2 separate regions of the Homo sapiens genome follow, and region 1 is linked to region 2. A link is a loop called in an ENCODE intact Hi-C map of the cell type or tissue named here. Cell type or tissue: A673. All regions are shown on one strand. Links, peaks and the distances in the headings refer to the core of each region. The heading gives the core; the rest is flanking DNA. Region 1 has its middle 31 kb from the start of LMNTD1. Region 2 overlaps RASSF8 (Ras association domain family member 8).

The links. Hi-C counts contacts between places; a loop is a spot of excess contacts. Peaks named below come from ENCODE experiments on the same cell type or tissue, not always from the same donor. Only the 100,000 strongest peaks of a DNase experiment are listed, where the experiment ranks them.
Region 1: it touches region 2 in a loop (2.5-fold over the local background); 21 of 110 quality-filtered maps call a loop at or near these places.

The regions. Positions count from the first base shown.
Region 1 is chr12:25,582,417-25,585,341 of GRCh38, reverse strand. It overlaps a transcript of LMNTD1 not described here. Among named protein-coding and RNA genes, the nearest start is that of LMNTD1, 31 kb to the right of the region's middle. In A673, for the core only: a CTCF peak has its summit at 1,706; no DNase peak of the experiment used is centred there.
Region 2 is chr12:26,016,294-26,019,218 of GRCh38, reverse strand. All of the region lies in intron 2 of RASSF8 (Ras association domain family member 8), which reads right to left. Among named protein-coding and RNA genes, the nearest start is that of RASSF8-AS1, 58 kb to the right of the region's middle. In A673, for the core only: a CTCF peak has its summit at 1,413 (motif pointing right); a DNase peak (open chromatin) is centred at 1,438.

The sequences.
Region 1 (2,925 bases), core at 318-2,817, 430 kb after region 2:
TACATCTAAATTCAGCTGAAGGTTGCAGCCCAAGTCCATAGTATTTCACAAGTCTTAACAAGCAGAACCCAAGGATGCTGCCAGGTTTTTAGACTGCCAATGAAACTGGAAGAGCAGAGAGTTTGCTGAGGGTGAGCCTTTATGAAGGAATGTTCAAATCCAAGACCCTGAATGTCTTACAGACACATGAAAGAGTCCATGGGACACAACTGTCAGACTCGGGTGTTTATTTTGGCCCCAGACTCTCTTCTCATCTCCTCTGTGCTTTCTGCCAACTGGCAGCTGTCCTCAAGGTCAGACCCTTTATTAAAAAATCAGCAACTTAAATAAAAACCAGTAATGCTTTCAGCAAGTATAATCCGTTTTACTTGAGAAGTGTTTCAACTAGTATTTCTTTTGATGCAAAGAAAGTTTGAAAATATGATATAAATAAAATATTTTAGAACTCACATCTACGACCTCTAGGACCAAATTTGTATTTTTCAGCCATGGAAAAACACTCCTTACTGAATAAGTATTAGACCCCAGTCTATGATGAAAATTTTCCACGTGGCCAAAAGAAAACAAATGCAAATAATACCATCATGATATAATCGACTTTGAAGCTATGATTTTATGTTCCTTAAGTCTCCAAATAAGTTTTAACCCTGTTAGTTGTATTTTAAAAGGAATCATTCTTTGCAGATGTCAAACCAGATGTTAAAATGCGTTTCTTTACTATTTGTCAAAGCATTACATGTAGTCACATTTGCAAGATGGGAGACCTGGAGTTCTGGAGTTCTGGACTAGAGCTGGCAACCTGGATTCTGCATACCTGATTAGGTCTATAAAATGTCCTCAGGCATATAAAATCCGTGCATTAGAAGTCAATTCTCGAAAGTCAAAACATCATATAGGACTTTTGCTGACCAAAAACTAAAGGTATGTGTAGGAGCTGATGTGCCATAGCTTAAAGAGTACAGGTTCAGTGGTTACACTGAGCAGTGCTCAAGGCCAAGCTTGTCCCTTCTTAGCAAGACAACCTTGGGTCAACCACTTAGCCTACCTCAAAGTTAATTTTTGATTGTTTCAATTGTGCTTTAAGTGAGAAAAATCATAAATATATTGTATACATCATATATATTCATCACATATATTATTGATATATATAAATTGGCAGCTCAATTCCTCTCATTGCTCAGGTCTAAATCCCTGGAGTCATCTTGTCTTCTCTTTTCCTCTTACACTTCCTATCTAATCTGCCAGCAAATTCTGCCAGCTTTGCTTTCAAACTATATCCAGAGTCCGAACACATCTCATCACCTCCATTGCCACCATTCTGGAGGTTGGTGCCATAGGCTCTCCCTGGATGATGGAAGCAGTCTCATCTTCTCTGGTCTCTCTGCTTCTTATTCTCTTAATTTCAACACAGAAGCCAAAGTAGTCCTTTAAAGACACAAGCCAGATCATGACACTCATTGGCTCAAGGTTCCCTGGCTTGTGATTTTCCTTCTCTCTCAGAGGAAAGCCAAAGTCCTCCCCCTGTACTGATAAGACCCTGAGGCTCTGGCCTCTCCTTCGCCTCTCACTCATTTCTTATCACTGTCTAAGCCCATCCCCATCACTCTCTGCTCCCTCTCCCAGCCTTACTAGGCTCTTTGCCAGGTCCTATCTCAGATCTCTGCACTTGTGGCTCCCTCTACCAGCGGAGGCTGGTGCATTAACCCAGGTACAAGATTACAAGGACAAAATATTAGAATTGAATCACTGAGATTCAAAAAGATACGGGGAAATCCAAGGCACATTTAAGAATGAGATATGATATCTCAAATAGGAGCAAGGGGATTAAAAAGGGTAAAAATAAAATCTGTGTTCCTATATTGTCTAAAGATATTTTTGGCCAGGTGTGGTTGCCTGGTAATCCCAGCACTATGGGAGGCAGAAGGAATGAGGATTGCTTGAGCTCAGCAGTTCAAGACCAGCCTGGGCAACATAGTGAGACCTCGGCTCTACTAAAATTTTTTAAAAACATTACCGGCCGGGCACGGTGGCTCACGCCTGTAATCCCAACACTTTGGGAGGCCGAGGCGGGTGGATCACGAGGTCAGGAGATGGAGACCATCCTGGCTAACACGGTGAAACCCCGTCTCTACTAAAAATACAAAAAAAAAAAATTAGCCAGGCGCAGTGGCGGGCACCTGTAGTCCCAGCTACTCGGGAGGCTGAGGTAGGAGAATGGTGTGAACCCGGGAGGTAGAGCTTGCAGTGAGCCAAGATACCGAGATAGCACCACTGCACTCCAGCCTGGGCGAAAGATCGAGACTCCGTCTCAAAAAAAAAAAAAAAAATTATCCAGGCATGGTGTCACGAACCTGTAGTCTCAGCTACTCAGAAGGCTGAGGCAGGAGGATCATTTGAGCCCTGGAGGTCAAGGTTGCAGTGAGCCATGATCGTGCTACTGCACTCCAGCCTGGACAACAGAGTGAGACCTACTCTCAAATAAATAAATAAACTGCTTAAATAACTTATTATATATTAGGTGACAAAAGTTTTCAGGTATAGGTTTGGTGTGCATTTCGTAGTTAGCATTGCAAACTATCTCCTAACTCTAAAATTCTATAATTAGCAGATACTATAAAAATGATTATGAAAATCAAATACAGATGATTTCTCACATAACTCTGCTTATAGAGTATTGACACAGTCTTATTTAAATATCAAATTTAGGTTGTCATATTTTAAAAAGTTTTTTCCAGATGTATGGTTTCATGAGAAGCCATCTGCAACTTCCAAAAATTTATTCGGAGCCCATGAAGTTTTAATGTTTCCGCACTTTGAGGTCTCCTATTGAATATTCCACTTTTCTCATGATCTAAGTGTTTTGTTTGATTCTTTATAGGCTTCTGAGCAAGATCACCATTTGGAGACAGACTTATCTAAAGTGAG
Region 2 (2,925 bases), core at 210-2,709:
TGTGACATGCTTTTGCTATTACTAAGATTATTTTGAAAGAATATAGCGCAATAGAGTATACTCTGTACTGCTCATAATAGAGACACTCTCCAAGGGACAGCTACGATCACTCCATAATAACCTGAGCCAACTAACTACTCAGTCACCTTTGTGCAATCCATCCCCATGCCACCTATGACCCAAAAGACCTCCTCTAAATGTCTGTTTGATTAAAAGACAGCATACCACACCACTTCACCACTATGGCTGAACCAAGCCAGGTGGAAGTCAATAATCTCACTTAGCCATGATGCATGGGAGGACCAGATTTACCAGAATTTAGTCCAGCTCTTGAGAAAGGCTTACTGGGCAAGTTTGGATGCATCAACTCAAGCAACTCATGAAGCAGTTATTCTAAATAACTTATCTGATTGCCAAGAGGCCAACATCAGACACTGGGTCTGGGGCCGTATCAAATCTGCCAATTTACTTCCTCATTGTAATGACTCCTGTGGTGGGCAGGTAATTATCCCTGGTTTGACCCAGTATTCATCCTCTTTCCTCTGAGAGTGGCATGGGGTACAACAAGAACAACATAGGGTCACCTACACCCCCTTTCTGCTGGTTCTCGCAACTATGTAATTGCTGGTCAGTGATTCCAAGTTGTAAGTGTTGTTTCCTGACAACTTTATCATCCTCTAAGAAATTAAAATCACATTCTATGGTTACTAATGCTGTGATCCACATTTGGTTTTATAAAAATTCCTATTTTTAGTTTAGTTTTTTTAGTACATAAATTTTATCTGTCAATAAAAAAATGTTAAAGTGACATGTTAGAAAATTTTAGTCTAGTTATATAATGTAAAGAATTTTTAAATTTAAAAAATTGATTTATTAAAAAAAGGTTCTAGAGCTATTTCAAAAATAGTTTAAGAATAAAATCTTCATAGGCAGCTCCAAATTTGCTAAATTTGCTACACAAATTTAAATGACTTGCATAGCATTTAAATTTATATTCTAATGGATATAGCTAAGAAACATGATTAAATGAAGCAATCCTTTAAAAAAAGTAAACAAAAACTGGTGTTTATAGTGACACAGAAATTCTCAAAGATTCATCTCAAGAATACAGATATCCTCCAATGAAAAATATTAATAAATGTTAACAAAAGTTAATAAATCAGTATGTCTAACAATCCATATAACTCTTACAGACATTTCAGTAGAAATGAAATCACGTGATCTCACAAACTATCATAGCCAATGGGAAAGGGAAAGGGTTTTTCACCATGAAAGACTTTTCGGGTTGTGTGGGCTGTTAATGATTGCCTCTGTTCCAACTTCAACCTTTTTGCTTGTTTTATGAAAATGGATCTGGACCCTTAAAATACTTTTTCCTAGATAGTCACTCCATGTGAAGTTTTGCCAAGAGAGGGCACTAGTGAGACACAGGAAAGGGCAAGAGGAGCGGCTTTTGCTTTCTGGGGTCCTCCTGTGGCATGGGGGCTTCCCCAGTCTGCAGGTCCTGCAGCAAATGCAGCTTCTCCTGTGACCAGCTCCTACAGTGTACAAGAGCCAGCAGCAACCAGCAGGTTCCCTCAACACTCACCTTGGGTGCGTTTTTGGTAGACTGCCCCTGGCAAGACACCTCCCTAGTAAAGTGGATTACTGGTAAGTTCCATCAACAAGGTGACTTCTCTGCTTTCCAGTGAGCCTGAGCCAGGCCCTCTCCAACATGATATGGATCACAGTCCCAGGGGGCCTCTTCTTTGGGCATTCTATCTCAGCCTTAGTAGTAGTAGCTCTTAAGTTCATATTATATAATATTACATCTGCTAGTCTTACATTCTTGAGAGTCTCTTCACCTCTTATCAATCTCTAACTTCCAATCCCTGGTTATATTTATAGGCTTTTACATTAAACTTTCCCTATTCAAATTATCATGCAGTTTCTCTCTCCTGATTGGACAAAGATTGATATCCAATTCCAGCAAATGAATGTGCAACAGAAAGCACTGTTTTCTAATTCTTCTTTGTGTAACTTAGGATAAATATTCCTACTTATAATTAACAATATTGATATAAAGACAAAAGCAACCAAAAATTTTTTTAAAAAAATATTTCATTTACTTATGGCTAAATAGCTTTTTATTCCCATATGAAAAATCAAAGAAAACCAAGTAAGAATGTTTCCTCATTTAATATTATTCACACATAGGAAAAAAAATTCCAGTGGAAAGTACTAAAAACATGAAGCAAATAAATTTGTGGAAAAAAATACTTGTCTAGTTTGTACACAGCAGATAAATGAAAGAATTAGGTCAATTTTACAAACCACTAGAAATGAAAAGAAAAAGATCTCAACTAATGAATGAACTTCAGATGATATTTTCATTATCTATCCTGTTTTGTTAATGTGAGTAGAAAATCACAAAAATAAACAACTATTCAACAGGATAGATGAAAATCAAGTAACATTAGGCAAGAAAAAGAGGAAGAAGAAAATATTTTCACACCTTATGAAATGGACTGACGTGGATAACTGCCAACAAACTAATTTTATAAGCAACTTAAACTCTGAAGGAAGTCTGTTGATTTTTAGAAATTTTATATTTTATAGTTAGAATTACCTAAAAACAGTTTGCCCACTCAATATAAAATCTGCAATTTATAAAGCTCTTTCGCACAGATTCTTACATGTAGATAACAATATCAACAAAAAGATCACTCCCCTTCCTGTACCCCAGGTTCCAAATTGTGAACTTCCAGAACAGGCAGCAAAAATGTGCATATTAAGGTAACACGGCAAGAAAACATCTGGACATGAGGGCTACAGTTAAAGATTATTGGGAAGATCTTAAAATCTCAGGCCAAAGGAGAAGCTAACTCTTTATTTAAAGGACCACTATAACCAAAGCAAAAACAGCAAAGCAAAAGCACTGGTTAT